2 separate regions of the Homo sapiens genome follow, and region 1 is linked to region 2. Evidence: chromatin contacts called from ENCODE Hi-C or POLR2A ChIA-PET data. All regions are on one chromosome and are shown on one strand. Each heading gives the region's core, a stretch centred on a gene start or an enhancer-like site at or near the end of the contact. The rest is flanking DNA. Distances are from core to core; before and after follow the strand shown.

Region 1 (6,177 bases), core at 2,156-4,655, 95 kb before region 2:
TCCTGTCCGTCTTTCCCCGAACTCTTGATTTGTGCCTCCTGCTTCTTCTGGAATCCATCTGAGTCTCTTCACGTCTCACCCCACTGCAGGCCCTCATGTCTCTCTCCTCGACTAGAGCTCCCTGCCTTGGCACTGGCCTTCCTGGGGGGACCCCTGTCTATTCCCCACACGGGTCTTGCTCTGTTGGCAAAGCTGGAGTGTGGTGGGGCAATCACGGCTCACTGCAGCCCTGACCACCTGTGATCCTCCCCCCTCAGCCTCCTGAGTAGCTGTGACTACAGAGGCGTACCACCATACCTGACTATAGTGTTTTTTGTTGTAGAGACGGGGTCTATGTTGCCCAGGCTGATCTCGAACTCCTGGGCTCAAGCGATCCTCCCACCTTGGCCTCCCAGAGTGCTGACTTTACAGCCGTGAGCCACTACACCCAGCTGCCTAGACATGGAGTCATTTTTTTAAGGTGCTCCTGCTTAAAGCCCTATCGGTGATTTCCTGTTGCCCTTAGGAGGAAAGAAATCCCATCCTTCACATGGCCCCTGCCTGCCCCTCAACAGTCACATTCCCCTCACATTCCAGCCGTACCAGCCTTGATTGTTTTGTTACTGTTCATGCATGTCCTTTGACAGTAAAGGTCAAAAAGTCAAGACAGTGTCTGTCTTTGTACATACTGTAATCTCAACATGGAGCACAAAGTGGATTTCCTAAGTGAATGCTTTGGGAGCACAGCAGGAAATGTGCTACAACGCATGACACCATGTGGCGGCAACATGAGATCAGGGCCCAGAACATGAGGTGGGGACCGTGCTGGCAAGGCTCTGGGGCCCGCTGGCATGCCTTGTTAAGTAAAAATTGGGGCAGTGGTCAGAGGCTTTTAGACATTGTGTTTTAACTTATGTCGAGTGTCTTTTAACATGTAGTAAATGTAGTGAGAATAGATTGATGAAAAACAGGAAAAAAAAGTCCCCATAAGCTCACTACCTCAAATCACGTATAATTGAGTATGTGGCCAACTGTTCTTCCACCGTCCCTCCATACATATTTCTCAGTCACCTAGTTTACATCTCTGAAGTGCTTCCCAAACGGTACTGTCAGTGTTGCTTGGTGCCCCACGTGGAAAGTGTCATCGGTCACACACCTCTAGGGAACGATGCATTGCACGCAGTTCAATGCGTTTCTTTCTGCTGGACCTTTTAGAGCCTTTGGAAAAGATGGTGTGCATATATGAATAAATCTCTGAACAACAGCCTGTGCACTCTACAGAATACAGTTTAGTAACAGTGTGTGTGTGTGTAAATGCTATTCTTTTTCCCTTAATCCACTGTGATGAGGCAGTGGAAGACTCGACAATTTATAACGTCTGCATAACATTCCACCTTACGGATGTCCCATAACGTGTTGCCATGCAGACAGTGTTGTGTTGGCAAACAAGGAACAAACGGAAAGAAATAATCGAGTTTCTGGCAGAGTTGGTGATTCTGGCGAGGACTGGAGCCTGGAGAGGGGGACACCATGGTTCGACCACAATGCTGAGTCCCTGGGATGACCATGGACCCCGTTTTGGTGCTGCTGGAGGCCAGGTATCCCCTGAGATGCCTCTTAGCTCAGTGCATTCAGTTCAGTGCCCACTTTTCAAGAGACCCCATCTCACCGCTCAGCCCAGAGCAGGCCTGTGATAAAGACCTGGCGGCTGCTGCTTGTAGGCATGGGGTGAAGATCACCCACCCTCATTTCTAACGTGGAGCTTCAGGACTTTCAAGGCCCTCAGGGAAAGCTTTTCTTGTCTATTATTCCTAACCACACCCCACCCCCACCTCCACAGTAAAGTGTTCCAATTAAATCTGATACGTAGGACCTGAAGCACTTTGTCATTTTCTATGTAGTTAATAGGGAAGAACACATTCTAAAATGAAAATACCAGAGGATAATACCTGAATTGGAATCTCTTCTCACACCCTCTGAGAACTTTTCAAAGAACAAGGAGGGGCCACATGCTGTGACTCACCCCTGTAATCCCAGCCTGAGCAACATAGTGAGACCTCCATCTCTACAATATCAAAACATTAACCAGGCATGGTGGTGCCTGCCTGTGTTCCCAGCTACTCTGGAGGCTGAGGTAGGAGGATTGCTTTAACCAGTGAGGTCAAGGCTACATGAGCCATGATCACCCCACTGCACTCCAGCCTGGGCCACAGCGCAAGACCAAGTCTCCAAAGCAAAGAAACAGTCACCTATAGCTGTCAGACCTACACTGTGTTTGGGAAAGAGCAAGAACCACAAAATTCACTTAAAGGTCAGTGGGAAAATCAACATCTTAGAGCAGCAGAGTTGATGTAGAATCACTTGCCGGTGAGATGCAGGGGCAGGGGGGTACACAGCGGGAGAGGGTGGGGAGTCCCTGTGGAGGTTGTGCGTGGGGTGCAGGGGTTGGGGGGGTGCACAGTGGGAGAGGGTGGAGAGTCTCTGTGGAGGTTGTGGGTGGGGTACAGGGGGGTACACAGTGGGAGAGGGTGGGGGTCCCTGTGGAGGTTGTGGGTGGGGTGAAGGGGTGGGGGGGTGCACAATGGGAGAGGGTGGAGGGTCCCTGTGGAGGTTGTCAGGGGGGTACAGGGGTGGGGGTTGCACAGCAGGAGAGGGTGGGGAGTCCCTGTGGAGGTTGTGGGGGGGTGCAGGGGCAGGGGAGGATGCACAGTGGGAGGGGATTGAGGGGGTCCTCATGGAGGTTCTGGGTAGGGTGCAAGGGCAGGGGGCTGCACAGATGGACGGGGTGGGGAGTCCCCATGGAGGTCCTGGGTGGGATGCAGGGGCAGGGGGGCATGTGTAGCTGGAGGAGGTGAGGGTCCCCTTGGAGGTCCTGGGTGGGGTGGGGGGGGTGCACAGCTGGAGGGGATAGAAGGTCCCTGTGGAGGTCCTGGGGGGGGTGCAGGGGTGGGGGGTACACAGCGGAAAGGAATGAGGGGGTCCCCGTGGAGGTCCTGGGTGGGTGCCAGGGGCAGCCAGTGGGGGATGCACAGCCGGAGGAAATGGGTGGTCCCTGTGGAGGCGCGATGCACAGAGCAGGAGGAGGGAGCCGCCCTGAGAGGAGAAAGGCAGCCTGCTAAGCAAGAGCTACAGGAAGCACTTGGACAGGCCATCGGGCCAGAAGCACCTCGCAAGGGTGTCCGGGAGCTTTGGTGATGAAGGGCAAGAAAGAAGCAGCTAAGAGGGGGGCCTCATCACAGAGATGCTGTCAAAGATTCACCAAGCCCACCTAAAAGTATCTTTTATTACGGGAACTGCAATTCACCTTAGCAGCGCAAGAGGGCATGATTGCACTACCAAACCCAGAAAAGCACCCACGCATTCAAAAAACTGGAAGAGAAGGAAGAGAAAGGGAAAGGCAGTCAGCCGATCCGCTGCTGCACTGTTAGCAGGTGAGAGTCGGGTGATTTTATTGCAGCTGACAGTGCTCAATGATAGCACAAGGCCAGTTAGGAAAAGCGGGCACCGTGGGCATTAGCAGAAGTCACTATTACCAAGGCAGCCCTTGTGATGGCTCATTTTAGCAGTCAGCTTGACTAGGCTAAGGGATGTCCAGGGAGCAGGGAGAACGTGATTTCTCGTGTTTCTGTGGGGGGGTTCTGGAAGAGATGAGCACTTGACCCAGTGGACTGACTGAGGGCCACCCGCGCCAGTGTGAGCAAGCCTGCTTCAATCTGCTGAGGCCCAGATACAACCAACAGGAGGAAGGAGGGGAAATTTGTTCTATGCTTGACCTGGGACATCCACCTTCTCCTGCCCTTGCGTATGAGAACTCCAGGTTCTTGGGCCTCTGGACCCCATGTCTTAAACCAGAAGCCCCCAGGTTCTCAGGCCTGTGGCCTGGGACTGAGAGGGACACCACCAGCTGTTCTGGTTCTTAGGCCTTTGGACTCGAACTGAATTGCACCATGGGCTTTCCGGTTTTCCAGCTTGCCACTGGCATATCCTGGGGCTTCCTGGCCTCCTGAAGGGCATGAACCAATCAATTCCCACAATAAATCCCCTCATGAGTGTGTGAGTGTGTGTGTTTGTCCTATTTGTTCAGTTTTCTCTGGAGAACACTGACTAATACAGCTCCAGAACAAAAATAAAGCCTTCCTAAATACAGAAAAAAAAAAATAACCAAGCCAAAAAGGGAGAGTGGAACAGACCAGTCTTCAGAATGAAAGCCACACGAGGACGCCATACTCCACATAGTGAATTCACAACGGCAAACAACCTTCCAGAACAAACCAAAGACACCAGCTACATCAAAATGCAAGTATACCTAGCTCCCCTGCTAAGAGAAAGGTCTTTGAAGACCTTGTATCCATAAGCTACCGCCACCCTAGTTCTCTGGCAACCCCAAAGTGTGCAGGAAACAAGCACTGATTTCTCAGCCCCCATCTGCAGATGCACGGGGTTCCCCTGGTCTAGAACTGGGTCAGTCTGAGCCATAGGGGGTCTAGGACTGCTCCACATATCCCTCATTCTCCTGACCCCACCGGTCGAGGCCTGTCCTGGTCATGGCAATAGGCTGGAGTGCAGGAGCATGAGCCTGGCCCCAAGCACATAGCACACCTTTGCTCACGCCAGGTGCACCACAATCCCATTGACCACTTTGCTCCATGCCCAGCCCAGCGTCAGAGGGTGGAGAAGTGTTCCCTGCCATAAAGTGAGTCATAGCTAGGGTATAGACTACAAATACATTCCATCTACCCCAGACCACAAAGCAAAACCCACCAACTCTCTGCCAATACTCTAGAGGGACACCTAAGACAAAAATTCAGAAAGGCTAAAGGCTACCCATAAAGACGTGCATGGAGGGGTACAAGCTATGAAGCCAAATTAGACGAGGAAGCAAGTTACAGTCTTGATGTGTGACAGGGTAGAAATCAGCCTTAAAAACAATGCATGAGAAAGTGACTTGATAATGCTAGAAGCTGCAATTCCCAATGTAGACATGACAGGAGTATCTATGCACCACATAAAACAGCAGTCTTCAAAAAACGGAAACTGCAGGATAGGTAGGAATAAAAAAACACATTCATAAAGGTTAACATTGCCACTCTGAATCCAAGACAGGTTAAGAGGCCAAAATGAAATTATCTAGAAGCCTTCAGTTTCTCATGGATATGATACCAAGCATTGCGCTTCAATAACAGAGAAAACACCTTTCCAACCTCCCTTGAAACGTTTATGGAAACTTGCCACATATTAAGACACAAAGGAAACTTCAGTAATTCCACAAAGCAGAGAGAATCTAAACATATTCTCTAATCACAGTACAGTAAAACTAGAAATTAAAGACTCAAAAATTCCCTACTGGAAATGTTACTAACTCTATTAAATTACTCTTGGGTCAGAGGACAAATACAAACCACAACCATAGAATTTGTTCAAAATGGTAACACCTTGTATCAGAATCCATGATGCAATTAAAGCAATGAGGCAAAGAAAATTACATCCAAAATGAAAAAGAAACATCAAATGCAAAATTAGGAAAAGATTAAAGTAAACAAAGGAGAAACAGTTGCAAAATAACAAGCAAGGCTGGGTGTGGCAGCTAATGCCTGTAATCTCAGCACTTTGAGAGGCTGAGGCAGGCACACTGCTTTGAGACCAGGAGTTCGAGACCAGCTTGGCCAACATGGTGAAACCCCATCTCTGCTAAAACTACAAAAATTAGCCGGGCATGGTGGCTCACACCTGTGATCCCAGCTACTTGGGAAGCTGAGGCAGGAGAATCGATTGAACCTGGGAGGTGGAGGTTGCAGTGAGCTGAGATAGCACCACTGCACTTCAGCCTGGGAGACAGAGTGAGACTCCTCCTCAAAAAAAAAAAAAAAAAAAAAAAAAATCAGAACAAAGAAATAGTAAAGCTTATGAACAAAAAGCTGGTCTTGGAAAAGAAAAAAGAAAGTAGACAAACCTCTAGCTAACCAAATCAAGGTGACAAGAAAACGAAACACCAAAAATGAGAAACCAACACAGGACTGAATATTGAAGTGGAAAAAATGTTTAGAGTGATGATACTTTGAACGACTTTATGCAAATAAATTTGAAATGAATAATTAGCCAAAAGTGACTCAGGAGAAAAAGAAATCTTAAACAAATTCCCATGAGAGAAATAGAAAATGTAATTAACGGCTTAACTAGCCCATTTTGTTTCACAGGGAA
Region 2 (6,383 bases), core at 1,990-4,489:
CTCCTATTCACCCATCAAGAGCCCAGCTCAAATGTCCCAGCTCAAGGATGACTGACCTCCCTGCCCTACCCCTGCATCCACAGCCCCTAAGCACAATGGTTCCCTGGACAAGATCCTTTCAGAGCACTCTGCACCCCTCCTTTATAGCACTTCTCACACTGCAATACAAGTCTGGCCACCAGAGCATCTTCTCCATTGGACTGTACACTCACTGAGGGCAGAGGCTCATCAGGTTTATCTCTGGGACTCCAGGCTCAACAAAGAACAGGTCTGCAGAGGGCTTTGTCAGGGAGGGTGAGAGCAGGAGGAGAGGTAGTGAGAGAGCTAGCCCTTAACAGAACTTACAGCCAAATAGTCCGAATTCAGAAACCAACTCTTCTGAAGTATGCCTCAGCATTTCAGACACCCCTGGTTCCTGCAGACACTAGCTCTCGGAGAAAGCAAGCCATGTTTTATACGTGTATGTGTGTAGGGATGGGAGAGAGAAGGAAAAGTATATAATTTGGTGGATAAGAGCTTGAGCACCAAAGTTTGGCTTTAAGTGAGTATACTTACTAGTCTTGCCATTTATCAACTAGGTGACATTGGGCAACTACCTCCTTTTCTCTGGGCCTCAGATTTTCTATATATAAAATGGGAACTTTTCTTTGCCCTACCTCATAGTATCCTTGGGAGGTTTCAATAGGACAATCTAGCTCTTAGCATGAGGTAGTAAGAAAACTAGGCTCAGGGAGGCTGCACAAACTGCCTACGGTAACAGCAAACTGGGCGGAAAACCAGCCCACCACACAGGTCTCCTGGCTTTTCAACCAATAATACTACTGTGTTTTCAAGAAATGACTTGGTAATTCCTGCAAGACCTGCAAGGGTACTCGTTTTGACTGCTGGAGCCTCCGTGGTAATGGGGCACCTCCTGCCCATAAAGCCAGGGCCCAGGAAGAACAGGAAACAAAGGTCTCCCTCCACCCCACCTGGGACCCCCATTTGCAGTCGCTGCCCCGCTCCAGGAACCAGAGGACAGTCTCAGTTTCATTACAGAGAAACCCTAGAGGCAACTCAGCTGAAACCCTTGGCCACACGGACGCCTGGACAGCTGGTCTGCAGGACCCAGCACCCTGGTATTCGGACTTTAAAAATAGACACCATTCTCACATGCTTGGGGTGGTTTTAAGTGTTCTCCAGGCCACTGGCAGAGACAGGCTGAAAGGGCTTCTCGGGCTGTAGCTGGCAGGGCCAACTCCCTCTCCCAGAGACTGGACCAGAGGCCTGAGAGACACTAGCGCAAATCCCCTAGGCCACTAGCCAGCTCTGTGACCTTGGGCAAGTCACTGCACTCCTCCAAGCCTCCGGAAAACAGGAAGAACAATCACTACCACCCATGGGTGGACTGAGATTACACGTGGGGTGCACAGTAGGGAGCCTGGGACCCAGCGAACATTCACTAAGCACCTACCGTGTACTCAGCACAGGTGTTGGGGCACTAAGAGGAAGTGCATAGTCCCAGTGGCCCAGGAGCTCAGGGTCTCCCAGGGCTGAAAAGTGATCTAGCAGAAACATGAGGGGAGGCATGATGGGAGCTGAAAGGAGGTACCTAATCCTGCCTGGGGTCAAGAGTTATAGGAGCTGTCAGATGAAGGGAGGAGGTCAAGGGAGAGCAAAGAATCCCCCTAGTGAAGGTCTAGAGAGGGGACAGGGCGTGGCAGATTTTGGATGTGCACAGAATCATAACAGTGTCCGTTTATGAAGCACCGACCTAGTGCCTGCCATGAACCTGAGCATTTCACATGTACTATCTTATTTAATCCTTACCCCAACCCTCAGAGATGGGTTCTGTTATCCCCATTTTATAGAAACAGAAGCACAGGGAGACTCATGGGGGTTAAGTTACTTGTCCATGGTCACACGGCCAGTGAGTGACGGCAGCTGGGATCTGAAGCCAAGACCTTGGATCCCAGGCTCTATTAATGTGGGGGGGCTCTTGAGGGGTACTGAGGAATGGGCTGCAGGAGAAGAGTAGGAGTCAGACCACCAGAGCAGGTCTGTCTCCTCACCTGTCAGGGGGCTGGAATCAGAGGACCTCACTAAGATCTTGGCCTCTGTATTAGACTGGCCTGGATTTGGACTAAGTCTCCCACTTCCTCGCTGTGACTGAACCTACGCCCTTCATGTCTCTGAGACTCAGTTTCCCTATCTGTAAAATGGGGACAAAGTGAAAAAATGTTCATTGAGTCTCCAAGGTCTTCTTTCAGCTGGAGGGGCCAGAACTGGCCATGAGACCACGGGCCAATCCCTTTTCCTCCCTGGGCCTCAGTTTCCCCAGGGAATGCAGGTGGAAACTCATTGGACCAGATGTTTCCACCGTTCTTTTCAGCTCTATTCCTGTGGTTCTGTGATGCTGTGAGAGGGGGAAAGAAGGAAAAAGGGAGTGGGGAAGGAGAGTGGCACACAAAACCTAGAAGGTCCCACCCCAACCATCACCTACCTGTGACTGGAAAGCCAGACTCAGCCCAGCCCCCTCCTTTAGGCTGGGTCTGAACAATCGCAGGAGGGGAGGGAGACGGGGAGGGAGGGGTCCGGGTGATGTTGAGAAGGAGGCATCACTGAGGGTGCCAGTGAGAAAGTCAGCTGGGGGTTGCGGTCCCGGGAAGGGTCCGGGTTCAATGCGGAGGAGAGGCAGGTGCTGGGGTCCCCAGGGAGAGGCGTAGGGCTTCACTGTGGGCTCGCTGAAGGTGGTGGGGGCGGGGGGGAGGGGGCGCTGGGGCATCAGCTGCGGGGGAAGAAGGGGGCCGGACACACACGAGGGAGGAGAGGCCGAGGCAGGGTGCAGAGGGGTGGAGCCGGGGCTCTGATCGGGGGTGAGAGGTAGGGCTGAAGCCTGCACGGTGGGAGACGAAGCAGGGACTGGAGTCGCGGAGGGGCAGGACGGCCCCTAGGGGAGAACGGCCGGAGCTCCAGTGGGGACCACGAGGCAGGAGTGGGCCTGTGGGGAGGGGGGCAGCTTAATGCAGGGAGAAGAGAGAAGAGGCAGGGGGCTGCATGGTCATGGGGGATGGGCTGGCGCTTCGAGAGGGGAAGAAGGCCCCCGGCTTCAGAGCGGGAAGGAGAGAAGGGGGCCGGCGGCGGGCTGCACCTGAAGTCCTTGTCGCTGGACGTCATCTTCTCCAGGAGGCTGGAGATGTGGAAGGCGGCGGTGCTCATGGTGGCTGCGCGCCGCGGAGCCGGCCGGCGGGAGGGAATATGGCGGCGCGGGCGCCCCCTCCCTCGCCAGCTGCGCGGGCTGCGCTCACCAGACAGAAATAGCAGCTCCCGCCCCGCCCCGTGCTCACGCCTTGGCCGTGGCGGCCGCGGGAGGCGGGCGGGCCTGGGCCTGGCTTGGTGGTCTTGGCCCCGGCCCCAGCCCTTGCCCTGCTGACAGCGCAGCGCCGGATTGCACACACCCCCAGAGACGGGGAGCTCACTACCCTGCCACCACCTCCTTGTTATTCCCGTAGGTGCCAGCTCTGTCTTGCGGCATGGACGTAATATCATAGAGTCTCAGGTTCGAATCCCACTTCTGCCTCTTCTGCTGTGTAGCCTTGGCCAAGTTACTTTACCTCCGCTTTCTCATCTGTAGGCATTCAAGAAACAGGAGCTATCAACCAAAGCTGGTCAGGCCAACCAAAAGACCCCTCACCCACGATGCTTGCCCGCCCCTGAGCCAGACAGGATCTGGGGAATGAACTGAGTCACACAAGGCCCCCTGCCTCGCATCCCCAACCCTCAGGACGGCAGGGTCAGTTTCTTCATTTTTTTAGCAATGCAACTGAGGCCGAGAAGCAAAGGGATTTGCTGAGGGTCACACAGCCAATGAATCTGGGATGGAGTCAGGATTGACTGCAGATCCCTTAATATCCTGCGCAGCAATCCTTCCATAAACAGCCAGGAGGCTGCTGGATGGGAAAGGGAGTAGTGTGTGCTTCAGAGCCAGACAAGCCTGGCTTCAAATCTCTGCTAGGCTCCTTCCTGGCTGTGTGACCTTGGGATAATGAAACAACCTCTCTGGGCTATGTTTTTCTCACTCATAAGATAAGGATAAAAGAAATCTTTATTCACTTGGGAGGCCGAGGCGGGCGGATCACGAGGTCAGGAGATCACGACCATCCTGGCTAACACAGTGAAACCCCGTCTCTACTAAAAATACAAAAAAATTAGCCGGGTGTGGTGGCAGGCGCCTGTAGTCCCAGCTACTCGGGAGGCTGAGGCAGGAGAATGGCGTGAACCCGGGAGGCGGAGCTTGCAGTGAGCGGAGATCGCGCCACTGCACTCCAGCCTGGGCGACAGAGCGAGACTCCGTCTCAAAAAAAAAAAAAAAATCTTTATTAAATTGACACCCCCCTTGAACACCTGTTATTATGAGGTACGTAGGTTCTAGACCAAAGCTAATAGAACACTGCAATGTTGAAAATGTTCTACATCTTCAGTATAGTATCTAATATGATAGCCACTAGCCACATGTGGCTATTGAGCACTTGAAATGGAATTAGTGTGACTGGGGAACCAAATTCTTAATTATATTTATTTTTCATTAACTTAACTTTAAATAGCCCACTATGGGTAGTGGCTATCATAATGGACAGTGCAGATCTGTACAACAAGGATGCAACGCAGCAGGGTGTTAGACACAAACGGCCCCTGCCCCCTGGGGACTTTACATTTTAGTGTAGGAAATCAGCAAGAAGGAAGAAAGTGATTAGATAAGGAAAATAAGAGCTCTTCAGAAAATAAAATAGAGAGTTCCTGGAGCGTGGAGGGGCAACTTCAGCAAAGGTCAGGGAGGGCACTTTTTGAGGAGGAGACATTTGGGCTAAGACCTCAACAGATGAAGCAGCTGGGCAAAGTTTTGAGGGAAGGGCTTCCCAGACAGAGGGAGCAGCAGGTGCAAAGGTCCCGAGGTGGTGGCCGGGTGCGGTGGCTCACACCTGTAATCCCAGCACTTTGGGAGGCCGAGGCAGGAGGATCACGAGGTCAGGAAATCGAGACCATCCTGGCTAACACGATGAAACCCCGTCTCTACTAAAAATACAAAAAAATTAGCCGGGCGTGGTGGCGGGCACCTGTAGTCCCAGCTACTCAGGAGGCTGAGGCAGGAGAATGGCGTGAACCCGGGAGGCAGAGTTCGCAGTGAGACGAGATCGCGCCACTGCACTCCAGCCTGGCGACAGAGCAAGATTCTGCCTCAAAAAAAAAAAAAAAAAAAAAGGTCTCAAGGTGGGAACCAGCCTGATGTGTTTAAGAAAATGCTGTGGCTGGGCCGGGCACGGTGGCTCACGCCTGTAATCCCAGCACTTTGGGAGGCTGAGGCGGGTGGATCACAAGGTCAGGAAATCGAGACCATCCTGGCTAACAAGGTGAAACCCCGTCTCTACTAAAAATACAAAAATTAGCCGGGCGTGATGGTGGGCGCCTGTAATCCCAGCTACTCGGGAGGCTGAGGCAAGAGAATGGCGTGAACCCGGGAGGCGGAGCTTGCAGTGAGCCAAGATGGCACCACTGCACTCCAGCCTGGGAAACAGAGCGAGACTCCATCTCAAAAAAAAGGAAAGAAAGAAAGAAAGAAAAGAAAAGGCTGTGGCTGGCTGGGCGCAGTGGCTCATGCCTGTAATCCCAGCATTTTGGGAGGTTGAGGTGGGTGGATCACATAAGCTCAGGAGTTAAAGACCAGCCTGGGCAACATGGTGAAACCCTGTCTCTACAAAAAATGCAAAAATCAGCCGGGTGTGATGGCACACGCCTGTAGTCCCAGCTACTTGGGGGGCTGAGGTGGAAGAATCTCTTGAACCTGGGAGGCAGAGGTGAGCCTGGGAGGCAGAGGTTGCAGTAAGCTGTGATCGCACCACTGCACTCCAGCCTGGGTGACAAAGTAGACCCTGTTTCAAAAAAAAGGAGGGGAGGAAGGGAGGAAGGGAGGGAGGGAGAGAGGGAGGGCGGGCTATGGCTGGAATGGAATGAGATCAGTCTTCCACTGAGGAAATGAGGACAGAGAGGTGGACAGGGGCCAGATTACTTGAAACCTTTCAGGCCAAGGCAAGGAGTTCGTATTTTATATGGGAACACTAATTTTATGTGGGAACACTAACGCCAGGGAACACTGGATGGCGTAAAGCAAGAAGGTAACTTGATCAGTTTTTGTTGTTGTTTTTGAGACAGAGTATCCCTCTGTTGCCCAGTCTGGAGTGCAGTTGTGTGATCTCGGCTCACTGCAACCTCTGCCTCCCAGGTTCAAGCAGTTCTCCTGCCCCAGCCTCCCGAGTAGCTGGGACTACAGGCACCCGCCGCCACACACGGCAAAATTTTGTATTTTTAGTAGAGATGGGGTTTCACCATGTTGGCCAGGATAGTCTTGA

What was found. Hi-C counts contacts between places; a loop is a spot of excess contacts on that map. ChIA-PET counts read pairs that join two places held with the same protein, here RNA polymerase II (POLR2A). Pooled maps may share reads with other maps.
Region 1: a map of ascending aorta shows a loop between it and region 2 (2.2-fold over the local background). The contact joins the enhancer-like site here to the promoter of CAND2 in region 2. A Hi-C loop is called at or near these places in 16 of 168 maps with a recorded cell type or tissue (A673, CD4-positive, alpha-beta T cell, CD8-positive, alpha-beta T cell and 9 more), 28 of 37 single-sample maps with no recorded cell type and 27 of 50 pooled maps. POLR2A ChIA-PET finds 5 or more read pairs at or near these places in 3 of 52 experiments (Caco-2, HEK293 and WTC11).

The regions. Positions count from the first base shown.
Region 1 is chr3:12,889,284-12,895,460 of GRCh38, reverse strand. The region is part of intron 4 of LOC105376956 (a long non-coding RNA gene); the gene reads right to left. Among named protein-coding and RNA genes, the nearest start is that of LINC02022, 7.2 kb to the right of the region's middle. Within about 2 kb of position 3,405, at least 2 of the 41 ENCODE cell types and tissues checked have a DNase peak (open chromatin) inside an H3K27ac peak, as active enhancers do; they include ascending aorta, where a contact is called at or near this core.
Region 2 is chr3:12,793,536-12,799,918 of GRCh38, reverse strand. CAND2 (cullin associated and neddylation dissociated 2 (putative)) reads right to left here and starts at 3,239. Exons shown (of 15, transcript NM_001162499.2): 1 at 3,131-3,239. The coding sequence starts at 3,198.